Regions from separate parts of the Homo sapiens genome. Here all the other regions are linked to region 3. A link is a contact called in ENCODE Hi-C data. All regions are on one chromosome and are shown on one strand. The core of a region is the stretch at or near the end of the contact, and the rest is flanking DNA. Distances in the headings are between cores, read along the strand shown. Region 1 holds the start of ZCWPW2 (zinc finger CW-type and PWWP domain containing 2). Region 2 holds the start of SLC4A7 (solute carrier family 4 member 7). Region 3 holds the start of KAT2B (lysine acetyltransferase 2B). Region 4 overlaps NEK10 (NIMA related kinase 10).

Region 1 (2,700 bases), core at 23-2,522, 8.3 Mb after region 3:
GGGGAGCCAGAAATGAAAATCAGGCAGCTGACTCCAGAGCCAGCATAACTCTTAGAAACTATGCTTTGGTGCCTTAGAGTATGTATTACACCCATTTCAGAGATAAGGAAAATGAAGAAAAAGTTTAGCCTCTTACCCATTGTCAAGTAAATGGAAAAATCAGCATTCAGATACTGGTGTTCTGACCTAATCCAGTGTCATTTCCCATTATGTTATGCTGTCTCTTTAATATTAAAACCTTCTACTTGCGTAAGATGTCTGGCTTACAAACAATATCACATTAAAATTTGGAAATATCCTGTAAAGGATGCACTGTTCTCAATTTACAGATGATGAAATGATCACAAGATTGGGCAATGAGATATGGCGTTTTTAGAGAAATGAAATTCTGCCTTGAGATCTTGCTCAATCCAATTTGAAATTCCAATCTAAAAACCAAAATGTCTTCTACACATAAGGCGCAAGGGTCAATTTTAATTCTGGTACGTCTGTCTTTGATCACCTTAGCAAATTTCCATCACCTCTTGGAGCAACTGATGGTTTGATTTGTACTAGAGTTTTCGTGGGTATTTTATCTCGCTTTCGAGTATTGGGGTTTCTTTTGTGTAGAGGGTGTCAGCCTACCTTGCACGTAGTAGTAGTTACTCAACAAACAGCCGAAGGCTGGAATGAATACCGTATACAGGTTAGACATTGGAGAAACGACGAATACCTGTTAGCCCTCGATCAAGTGCAGGGGGTCGATATTCACCACTCAGATGCCCCAGGGAGTACCGTCCTAGCCAATGTCCCTCTTTTCTTTCCGATAATTTGTATCGGAAAGAAGCATTTAGCAGTCTCAATGAATGAAAAAAAACTGAAGGCGCCCCAGTAAGAGTACGAAAAGAAAAGGAGTAATTAGAGAAGTGAATGACCAAGAAGGGCCTGGACAGCTGGGGGTGAGGGTGACAGGGGAAAGGGTGTGGACAGCTGGGTGTGGGGGTGACTGGGGAAAGGGATGCCCAGGAGTGGGCCGCTCCCTAGTCAAAGGAGGGGGCGCGGGAGGGAGTGAGAAAAAAATGACGTGTCTTTTTGGACCGGCAACAGCTACGGAGGTTGGCCGCGGCATTGCCCGCATCCCTATCCTCCACCCGTCCCTGGCGAGTCACTCACCCAGAAGCCAGGCTACGTAGGGCCGCCCCCAAGGCCGCCGAGTTTCGATTCCTTAGTGTTTGGAAACGGACCGAAAACAAACCGGGTCGCCAGGGGTCACCACGGGCTTCCGGTTTCTTCGAAGACACCGCCGCTTCCACAGCGAAGGGAGCTGCTCCGGGCACGTCGCGGAGGGAGTCCCATTTCTTCTGACTCGGCAGGAGCCCGGGACGTTCTGGAAGGAGGGACGAGCCGAGGCAGGAGGGGCCGGGCCGACGCGAGAGAAGGCCCGTTACCCAGCAATACGCGCGCGAGACCCAGGCCCGCCGTCGGGACCAGCACGGGCCGGAGGGAGGGGAAGCACTCCGGAAAGTGATTGGAAGTGTGGATGAGCTCTCAGCCGGAAAAGGGGCTGCCGCTGTCCGCGGGCTCGGCGCCAGGGACGCGCGAGGAAACCGGAAGTCAGGCCCGAGGGAGCTGGGAGGGCGTTAGCGAAGCCAGGTTCGGTCGTGGGGGTGGGGAAGTGCAGGAGTGGCGCGCGGCGTACTACATGTCCCGTGAGCCTCCGCGGCGGGACGGGGCGGGGCCGCGGGACGCCAGGAGGCGGAGGCGGAGTGGAGTTAGGTAAGAGCGTTACCAGCCGTCTTGTCTGTTGGGCCGAGGTCCCCCTTCAGGGGCGCCCTCTGGTGCGTCTTTTTCACTCAGTGTCCTTTTGGGGGGTCCCCGGGCCGTGTGGTGCGTGCTGGCTCGGCTCAGTAGCGCTGTTACAGGCTTACGAGCTGACGTGGCTGGGAACTGGGAAGTCTGTTAGAAGCCGTTCCTCTGTAGCCTCTGTTTTCTAAACTACTTGCAAGCCCTCAGGCGATCACTTGAGGCACAAGCTCGACGAATTGCGTAGGGGTCTGTAATTATTCACAAACGACACCACGACTTCTAGCACACTGCTCAATTTATGGAATGAGAGACAGGGAGAAGATGCCAGAGTACTGGAGTTGCGCCCGGCTTCCCTGGAGTTGCCACCACCTTGGTTATTTCTAGATGATAGACCGTCCCTAGCTGTGGAGTCACAAGTAGTTGAATTAATTAGTCATTGAAGGTCGCAGCCAGGTGGAACCCCTGTAACTCTAAGGTATTATTGGTTAAATAAACAAATAAACAAGGAACAATAATTATAGAAAATTTAACGTCACTAACCGCCGATTAGCAATACGGACATTACTCACCACCCCCTTAAAGTAGTATTTTGTCATCTGTCCGCTTAACTATCAGCCCAACTGTCAGCCCAATAGGATGGATTTCACTCAAGGGTTTATATGAAAATTCGTTTTTATTGTTGTTGGTTTTTTTATTGTCTTTTTTGGTTTAGATTTAAGTGAAAATTTATAGCTGTTAGGAACAAAGACCACAAGTTGAAGTTTTATGACATTTCTAAAAATACTTAGAAATCTGTGTTAATGTTATCGTTGAGAAAGGAAACGATTTGCTTCAATTTACTGGGCTGGAGAATGGAAGAGAGCAGTGTTTTTAATATTTTGAGCAAGTATCAGTCCTTAAATTTTTTTATTGCTT
Region 2 (2,969 bases), core at 319-2,818, 7.4 Mb after region 3:
CAGTATTCCATTACCATCACTGTGAATTATCTTCCAATAACCACTGCTAAATGACTTCACTGTCTGGTGACTGAGTTTTCTTCTATGTTAGAGAACTTATATGAACGTACTGAACTAATGAATGACTACTTTCCATAACCTTAACTATAATCCTAAAAGTTAAAAGGGAAAGCCGGCAGGCAGTTTTAAAGACAACTCTTGAATAAAAACATAGGAGAAGTAATTTTCCTCTTAGTTGTGAAAGACCGGACAATTTTCCCTGCAACCTTCCCGCCTTTGCTGGTTGCATAGTAAAAATTAGAAGTAGGAAAATTTAGAATACTTCCATCTCCTTTGAGTCACGAACTTGGAAAGGAGAAAGAGACAACTGCGGGGACGCATGTGCTCTAAAGAAAGCAGGAAGTCCGCTTCTTGAGCATGGGCCGTTCACCCATCATCACAAATGGGAACACCGGCCTTAAGTCCATCCCCATTCTCTTCTAACCCTGAAATCAAAGCCAGTCTCAGTAGGAAACGCGATCTTGCTAGCTGAGTTAGAGAAGGAGCACCAGACAGCTCAGGACACCCTCCTCCTTCTACTTGGCCTGCGGCAGGAGGATACTCCCCGGGTCCCAGCCAGTGGAGAAGGCGGACCCGGCAGGCAACAGCGAAAGAGCCTTGGCCGGGAAGGAGCGCGGCCAGTCCACGCGGCCGGAGAACTCACCGAACAAAGCGCACCGCGGAGCGGGAGGGGACACTCGGAAAGAGGGGGAAAGATTCAACCAGCTCTTCACCACTGCCTGGGGCTAGAGACAGGTGGAGCCGCCGTCCTCCTTAGAAGGAGAAGAAAGATAGGTTTTCGAGGGCTAATCTGAAACTCCTGCGCCAAGGCAACCGGAACCGGGACCCCGCCTGGGGAGCGCGCTAAGAAACAGGGGAGGCGAGCGCTGAGGGAAGGGATGGATGGTCGGGGTCACAGGCGGCCTCTGCGGGGATGTCGGGGTCCCGCCTGAGCCGCGCAGAGGATGCCCGCGGCGCGCCGCCGGCCGCCCCGACTCGGGCCTCCCGAGCGCAGCCGCTGGCCCCCTCCCACCCGCGCCCCAGGCCGCCACACAAAGGGGATGGCGAGGCGCGCCGGCCGCCGGGAGGTGGAGGGGCGACGGGCCTGGGACGAGGTGGCCGAGCCGCGACGCCCGCCGCGCCCCCCGCCTTTGTCTGCCTCGCCCCGCGCCCTCCCCCTGCGGAGGAGCCCCACCGCCGCGGCGCCCTCACCCTGCTCGTTACCCGGGTGAGTAGCGGTCTCATCTGCTCGCCGGCCCCATCAGCCTCCATGGCCGGCCGGCCAGCCCGTGACGGCCGCTACGGTACTGCCCCGCGCGGTCTGCCTGCTTCTGCCGCTGCCCCTGCCGCCGCCGCCGAGCCCCCGGCGCGCGAGGACAAACGTGGGTGCGTCCGTGCGCGAGGTGTGCGCGCGTGGGGAGAGCCGGGCGCCGGGCGCGGGAGACGCGGGGCGTGCGTGTGCGCGCTGCGACTGCTGGGCTGGCTTTAGTAGGAGAGCGAGGCCGCGGCGTGGAACCTGAAGCTAGAACTGAGCGAACCGGCGGACCGAGCGGGAAGGAGGAGAGCCGCGTAGGAGGAGGGGTTCGGGGGCGGAGCCGCAAACCGTGACGAGCCCGGCGCCGGGGCCAGGCAAGACACGCCCCCCCGCCCCGCCTCCTCGGGTCACGCCCCCTGCCAGTCTGGCACCGCCAGCCTCCTCAGCGCGCCCGCGGGCCGCGCCGCTAGGCCACCGGGAGATGGGGCGGGAGGGAGGCGGGACGGACATTTGTCCCAGCCAATCGGCGGCTGGCGGACTTCCGCTCGCCTCCCCCGTGCCACCTCCTCAGGACGCACCGCCCCTCTTTGTATAAGCTTAATTGACCGAAGCTGAGCGTCTAACTAGTTTTTCAAGTCGGAAGCTCCCCTGACGTTCTCAATGGGGTGGGGGGTCACCACCTCCCTTGGCTCCTAACTACATTCTTTAGAGGCTGCAGGGAAGGAGGACGCCACCTCTGTCAAGGACGCCCAGGATAACCCTCCGAAGCAACTAACGAGTCTTCACGACTCCTGGAAGTTTCTTTTCTGTCAATCCAGTAGGCACGAACCCCAACTCAGGGACCGTGAAAGATGGGGTACACTTGACCAGGTGTCCTCCTGTGCTTGCTCGCCCACTGAGCACCACGACAGCTGCCACTTTTTTTTTTTTTTTTTTTTTTTTTGAGACAGAGTCTTGCACCAGCCCAGGTTGGAGTGCAATGGCATGATCTCGGCTCACTGCAACCTCCGCTGCCTGGGTTCAAGCTATTCTCCTGCCTCAGCCTCCTGAGTAGCTGGGACTACAGACGCGCGCCACCACGCCCGGCAACTTTTTGTATTTTTAGTAGAGACGGGGTTTCACCATGTTGGTTAGGCTGGTCTCGAACTCCTGAGCTAAGGTGATCCACCAGCCTCAGCCTCCCAAAGTGCTGGGATTACAGGCATGAGCCACCACACCCGGCCAGCTGCCACATTATTGAGTCCACCCTGTAGGCCGTCTCTCAAATATCCCTTCTGTAACGGGATGATTGTAATACCTGCCATGCAGGCTCATTGAAGGATTAAGGGGATTTATATTCATAAAAGTGCCTGGCACATAGCATGCTGATAATTTTCATTATTGTTAACAGGTTTCTCTTGAGTGTTTCATAAAGATGAGAAATTTGGCCGGGCGCGGTGGCTTACGCCTGTAATTACAGCAGTTTGGGAGGCCGAGGCGGGCGGATCACCTGAGATCAGGAGTTCGAGACCAGCCTGACCAACATGACGAAACCCCGTGTCTACTAAAAATACAAAAATTAGCCAGGCATGGTGGCAGGCACCTGTAATCCCAGCTACTCAGGAGGCTGAGGCAGGAGAATCGCTTGAACCCAGGAGGCAGAGGTTGCAGTGAGCTGAGATCACGCCACTGCACT
Region 3 (2,794 bases), core at 60-2,559:
GTCCTGAGAAAAAGCCCTGGGCTTTTAAAACCTGCTTAAGAAGGCGATCAACGGTACACCACTTTCAAACGCAGCACTGACTTGTATGCTCCACAGTCATCAACAGTGAAAACAACAGTTTTCAACAAGAGTTGGAAACACTGAGTTGAGGGTTTTTTTTTTCTTTTTAAAGTTTGAGGCCAAAATCGATATTTATTCTTTTGAATTATGCTTATATCTTTTTCCTGGTTAATACGCACGCGGTGGCACAATTTTGAAAACTACGTAACGTTATAGAACCACCACCCAGAAACGAATCCTGTTAACAAACTTTTTGTATTCAAACTTTTTCCACTGCATAGTTTTTGACAATGCTTTTTAGACAATCTTTCTTTTAGCAACCAGCACTTTCAAACAAAAATTACAGAGAATAGTAAGTTTTTTTCCCCTCCTCCGGCAGATTTGACCCAGAAATTGCTATGGGAAGAAAGTGTTAATTATATTAAAAAATAGTTTGACAGAAAGTATTTAAAAAGAGAAAGGGAGAACATCACGTCTTTATTTTGGTGAATTAGCAACAAAGAAAAAGATTAGCATGGACGGGTACTTTTCAAAAATATATTTTTTTTCCTCTGGCTCCCGCTAGGGTGGAGGAAGTTGTCTCTCTGTCAGAGACAGGGTGGAAGAGAGTGAAAGGACAAATGATTGAGAGGCTGCCCCCTCCCACTGGTGCAGGCGTGCGGGGGTCGGATGGGGGGCCGCGGAGGGGGGAGGTGGCCAGCAGGTGCCTGGGCTCCAGGCCCCTACCCCCACCCTCGTCCCCACCCTCACCCACACCCAGGGATTGGCCTCGCCCCCTGGCGGGCGAGCGGTAGGTGTCGAAGCACTGGGGTGGGGGGTGCAAACCCCGCGGGCAGCGGAAAAGAGGCCGTGGGGGGCCTCCCAGCGCTGGCAGACACCGTGAGGCTGGCAGCCGCCGGCACGCACACCTAGTCCGCAGTCCCGAGGAACATGTCCGCAGCCAGGGCGCGGAGCAGAGTCCCGGGCAGGAGAACCAAGGGAGGGCGTGTGCTGTGGCGGCGGCGGCAGCGGCAGCGGAGCCGCTAGTCCCCTCCCTCCTGGGGGAGCAGCTGCCGCCGCTGCCGCCGCCGCCACCACCATCAGCGCGCGGGGCCCGGCCAGAGCGAGCCGGGCGAGCGGCGCGCTAGGGGGAGGGCGGGGGCGGGGAGGGGGGTGGGCGAAGGGGGCGGGAGGGCGTGGGGGGAGGGTCTCGCTCTCCCGACTACCAGAGCCCGAGAGGGAGACCCTGGCGGCGGCGGCGGCGCCTGACACTCGGCGCCTCCTGCCGTGCTCCGGGGCGGCATGTCCGAGGCTGGCGGGGCCGGGCCGGGCGGCTGCGGGGCAGGAGCCGGGGCAGGGGCCGGGCCCGGGGCGCTGCCCCCGCAGCCTGCGGCGCTTCCGCCCGCGCCCCCGCAGGGCTCCCCCTGCGCCGCTGCCGCCGGGGGCTCGGGCGCCTGCGGTCCGGCGACGGCAGTGGCTGCAGCGGGCACGGCCGAAGGACCGGGAGGCGGTGGCTCGGCCCGAATCGCCGTGAAGAAAGCGCAACTACGCTCCGCTCCGCGGGCCAAGAAACTGGAGAAACTCGGAGTGTACTCCGCCTGCAAGGTACGCGCTCGCCGCTCTCGGACCGCGGATGGGTGCTAGGGGCCCAGCCCGCGGGACCCCCCTCCCCCTCCCGCTTCCACCTCCGCCTCCCGCCTCCTGCCTCTCGCCTCCCGCCTGGGGCCGCTGCACCGCGGAAGTGCTCTTGTCGCCCGCGCCCAATTAGCTTCTTCTTGGATAAGAGTCCTGCTGGGTTTGAAGAAGGGGGATCACTAAGACGGAGAGCCCTTCATTCCTTCCGCTTGAAAGGAGTAGCTTCGGCATCCGAGCTCCCGGGCTACCTTGGGGTTTTGTTGCTCTGTAGGAGCTCGCTGGAGTCACTTTCCCGGGAGTGGAGCGGTGCTCTCCATGTGGCGGGTGACCCAGGGGCAAGGAAAAATCTTTTGGGGGACTGAGTGGTCCCTTCTGCAATCGATCCCTTCCTGTGTCCCACTGGGAGGAACTGGGTGCAAGGAGTGGGGGTGGAGAAGACTCCCGGACTCCTGGCGCTTTGGGAAAGCGAAGGGGAGGAAAGCGCGGGGTGGGAAGGTGGGCAGAGTCCGAGGCGAGGGTCTTGTGGTGCCTGGCGCCCTCGGCTGGGGGCGGAGGCACTGCCGCGCGCGGTGACAGCCCTGTCATTATTGTATTATTACTTGTTTAGTTAAAACGCTGTCCCAGCTGCTCGAGGTGTAAACAGGATTTGGCAAAGTGACAGCCCAGCGCGGCGGGCGCTACTGCTCAGTTTGAGGACACCCATTTCTTGCTACCCACTCTCCATGCCAGTTTAGGCACCCTGTCACCTCCAGCTGCAGATCCAGATGTGGAGGCTGTGTTCCCGAGGTGGGAGGATTGCCCGAGGCCGCGGGGCAGGCTGGCCCTGCGCTGTCAGCAGCGGCTTTGTTTTGACAGGGTGACAGCTGAGGGGGGCGGGGACTTGGCCTTGTCAGCTCCTGCGGCCTGTGGCTGAGGCAGGGAAGAGACACACTCACACACACTCACACCTCCCTGTATTCTTCCTGCCTGCTGTAAAGAGGGTCAAGTTCCCAGATTCCAGATTCCCGATTGTCACAACCAAGCTGCAGTGACCACTTCTGAATTTTGACATAACTATAATTTATTCTACTAGAACATCTAGGTTATACTCTTCTTGGTACTTGCAGGAGCTTCTCAGTCA
Region 4 (2,700 bases), core at 135-2,634, 7.3 Mb after region 3:
AAAAGCACTAAAATAAACTGCAATGAACCCTACCACAAAAGGAAGTTAGAACTTCCTGTACTGACAAGAAGTCTCTGTTTCTTCTGATGAATAATGATTAACCTTTCATTTTAGATGACAAGTTACAGTTCTGTCTGTTTTCAAAGGGACATATTAAAAGAATTTAGAGAACTTTCAGCCCCATAACTAACTAGAAGTACAAAATGGAAAATCATTTCTCTAATTCCTTTACTGTAGATATTTTTCTAAAAATTCCTCTAATAGTGATTCTTTGAGAAAAGTAGTTAAAATAAGATAAAAAGTCACATAGAGCAGCCAGAGATAAGACAAACATGTTAAAATGCACTGGTTAAATGTTTAGTTCTCAGTTTTGATGACTGTAACATGGTGATGACAAATGTCAACATTAAGGGAAGCTGAGTGAAGGGTATATGGGAATTCTGTGCTGTTTTTGCAGTTTCTATGTTACGTCTAAAATTATTTCAAAATACACACTTAAAATGTATTCACCACTTCAGCAGTTTATGTAGTTAAAGTGCTTTGAGAATAAAGAAACAATTTTCTTTTTGCAAAGAATATTTGCACTAAATCTCACAAATATACAGTGCTTGGACTTTTCAAATTATGTATGCTTTAGAAAACTATAAATCCTCCACAGAAAATGTCAAGTTAAATTGGTCAAATTGCTGGAAAATAAACACACACACATTTTCAAAATAAGGTGAGCAAAAAGTTGAGGAAATCCTGTAAGAAACATAACTTGCTAATACCCATTACAGTTTAAAAAGGACATCTGGTTCTCTAGTCTAAACTGTTGTCTTGATTTTATCCCTTATATTACATTGTTATTGTTCTTCAATGGGAACTATATGTGGAGTTAGCAGAAAAGAGACAGCTATGACAAGAATAAACCTCAGAGAACATGCAGTATCAGGACGTCTAACACCCTCCAGGCCCAAGAACAGAATGTAAATGAATGAAGAGAGGTGTAGAGAGTGGTAGAGCTTCGGTCACACATGAGAAGGCACATTCTCCCAAGAGGGATTCAAAAGCACATAAAAAATGAAGCAAAACAAGAAAAGACACTTGCACAAAATAACAAAACAAATGTATAGGTCACCAGTTGCAGACCATGATTCAGCTCCCTTCTACTAGAGGAGGAAATTAAGACCCAGAGAGGAAAAATGTGTCAAAGGCCACACTGCATCTTTAGGAGTGAAGGAGAACAAAGCGCACTTCACCTTCAGGATCTAAATCTTCATGGAAAACTCTAAGGCAGATGGGAAAAAGAGAACTTGTTGATATTGGCCCTTAGCCAAGGGCAGAGGGTGATATAACAACAACTGATGTTTGCATAACTTCACCTCCTGGACCCTGGGGTGCTTGCAAACATCCATTCATTCATCCTGGTTCACTCATGTGAAATATGTAGGTGGTGTGTTTTAATCATCATAGAGTGGTAAACAAAGACACGGTTGGTACAGAATCTCCAAGGGCAGGAGTGTGTCGTCAGCTAAGGACAAGCATTATTATCATGGCCTTGCTCCTGAGTCAGTACATTTGCCACCTTCCTTGCGCAAATAGTCAATACTTTAAGCAATTTTCTATTTTATATGTAAACAAGCACTTGGGGATAAAAAGAACCAAGAATTCTAATAGTATTCTAACCCTCTCCCACTTAATCCTCGAAATAGTTACTGACCACCTGCTATGATGATGGACACTCCTTTAAGTGCTGATTTTCATTTTCCTCTGGCTAATACTGGCCCATGTTGGTCTGAGGGCTGCTCCAAAATTAACTAGAATATGTGACAACAGATACCACTATAACCTCCCTATTTTCTGATTTATTCTCATTCCAACTTATATCTTTTATTGTAAAGGGAAATCTGCAGATATAAATGTAGGTTCTGTGGATCCCCTCCATTGTCATTGCATAATGATATTTGTGGTATGCTATGTCTGTGCCTTGCGTAGCTGCTACAGCATCCAATTCTACTCATCATATGGTTTACAATGTGCCTGTGTTAGAGCAAATGAACCTGAGACTTACATATTAAGCAGCAATATTGAAAAGAGGAAAAAAGGTCCAGATGATGTGAAGGAAGAATTTATATTAACCCGTCAACAAAAATAACTAAAGTAGCACACTAAATTTCTCTTTTCTCATTGACCCCAAATAGAATATGAGTATATTCTATTTCCTGATTTTGTGAGAAACAGAAAGGTGAGAATTATATTTATTCATTACTCCAAGAAATATTTATTGAGTCCCTAGTATATGCCAGGCACTGAGGATACAACACTGAATAAGACATGGTTCATAATGTCTTCCAATAAAATAGTTAACCATCATTGTAATAAGTAATAAAGTAAGTACAGATTCAACCCAAACCCCTAGAACTTTCACAAGTGAAGAGAAGACTGAATCAACAAATTGATGTTCATATGTTTGGTGGCGCTGCAAAAACTAGAAGTACTTTCTGAGCTATAAAATAAAATTGAATTTCATCTAATAACATTTTATTTCAAGTGCATTTTATTATTTACTGTGCTCTGACTGTGCACAAGACCACTGGGCACTACAAAAAAAAAAAATCTCTTTACAATCCAATGTGTGTGGGAAATCATAAATATGTAGGGTAAAGCATATGAAATTGCTGATAATGTCTCTTTGTAAAAGAAGACATTTTTTAATGG

What was found. Hi-C counts contacts between places; a loop is a spot of excess contacts on that map. Pooled maps may share reads with other maps.
Region 1: a map of naive thymus-derived CD4-positive, alpha-beta T cell shows a loop between it and region 3 (7-fold over the local background). The contact joins the promoter of ZCWPW2 here to the promoter of KAT2B in region 3. A Hi-C loop is called at or near these places in 1 of 168 maps with a recorded cell type or tissue (naive thymus-derived CD4-positive, alpha-beta T cell), 1 of 37 single-sample maps with no recorded cell type and 11 of 50 pooled maps.
Region 2: a map of naive thymus-derived CD4-positive, alpha-beta T cell shows a loop between it and region 3 (7-fold over the local background). The contact joins the promoter of SLC4A7 here to the promoter of KAT2B in region 3. A Hi-C loop is called at or near these places in 1 of 168 maps with a recorded cell type or tissue (naive thymus-derived CD4-positive, alpha-beta T cell), 1 of 37 single-sample maps with no recorded cell type and 8 of 50 pooled maps.
Region 4: a loop to region 3 is called in a pooled map, with 6 times the contacts of the local background. The contact joins the enhancer-like site here to the promoter of KAT2B in region 3. A Hi-C loop is called at or near these places in 2 of 50 pooled maps.

What each region holds. Positions count from the first base shown.
Region 1 is chr3:28,347,449-28,350,148 of GRCh38, forward strand. It overlaps ZCWPW2 (zinc finger CW-type and PWWP domain containing 2), which reads left to right and starts at 1,273. Exons shown (of 10, transcript NM_001040432.4): 1 at 1,273-1,755. AZI2 (5-azacytidine induced 2) reads right to left here and starts at 1,376. Exons shown (of 8, transcript NM_022461.5): 1 at 1,153-1,376. RefSeq lists enhancers at 1,243-1,302, 1,490-2,470, 1,570-1,864, 1,903-1,982.
Region 2 is chr3:27,482,816-27,485,784 of GRCh38, forward strand. SLC4A7 (solute carrier family 4 member 7) reads right to left here and starts at 1,569. Exons shown (of 26, transcript NM_001321103.2): 1 at 1,252-1,569. The coding sequence starts at 1,311. RefSeq lists enhancers at 308-367, 528-737, 768-827, 843-1,619, 2,098-2,227 and silencers at 998-1,067, 1,098-1,457, 1,488-1,967.
Region 3 is chr3:20,039,137-20,041,930 of GRCh38, forward strand. It overlaps KAT2B (lysine acetyltransferase 2B), which reads left to right and starts at 1,310. Exons shown (of 18, transcript NM_003884.5): 1 at 1,310-1,644. The coding sequence starts at 1,342. RefSeq lists silencers at 572-1,211, 1,382-1,511, 1,712-1,771 and enhancers at 935-1,905, 2,622-2,794.
Region 4 is chr3:27,359,312-27,362,011 of GRCh38, forward strand. All of the region lies in intron 1 of NEK10 (NIMA related kinase 10), which reads right to left. Among named protein-coding and RNA genes, the nearest start is that of NEK10, 8.7 kb to the right of the region's middle. Within about 2 kb of position 1,385, at least 6 of the 41 ENCODE cell types and tissues checked have a DNase peak (open chromatin) inside an H3K27ac peak, as active enhancers do.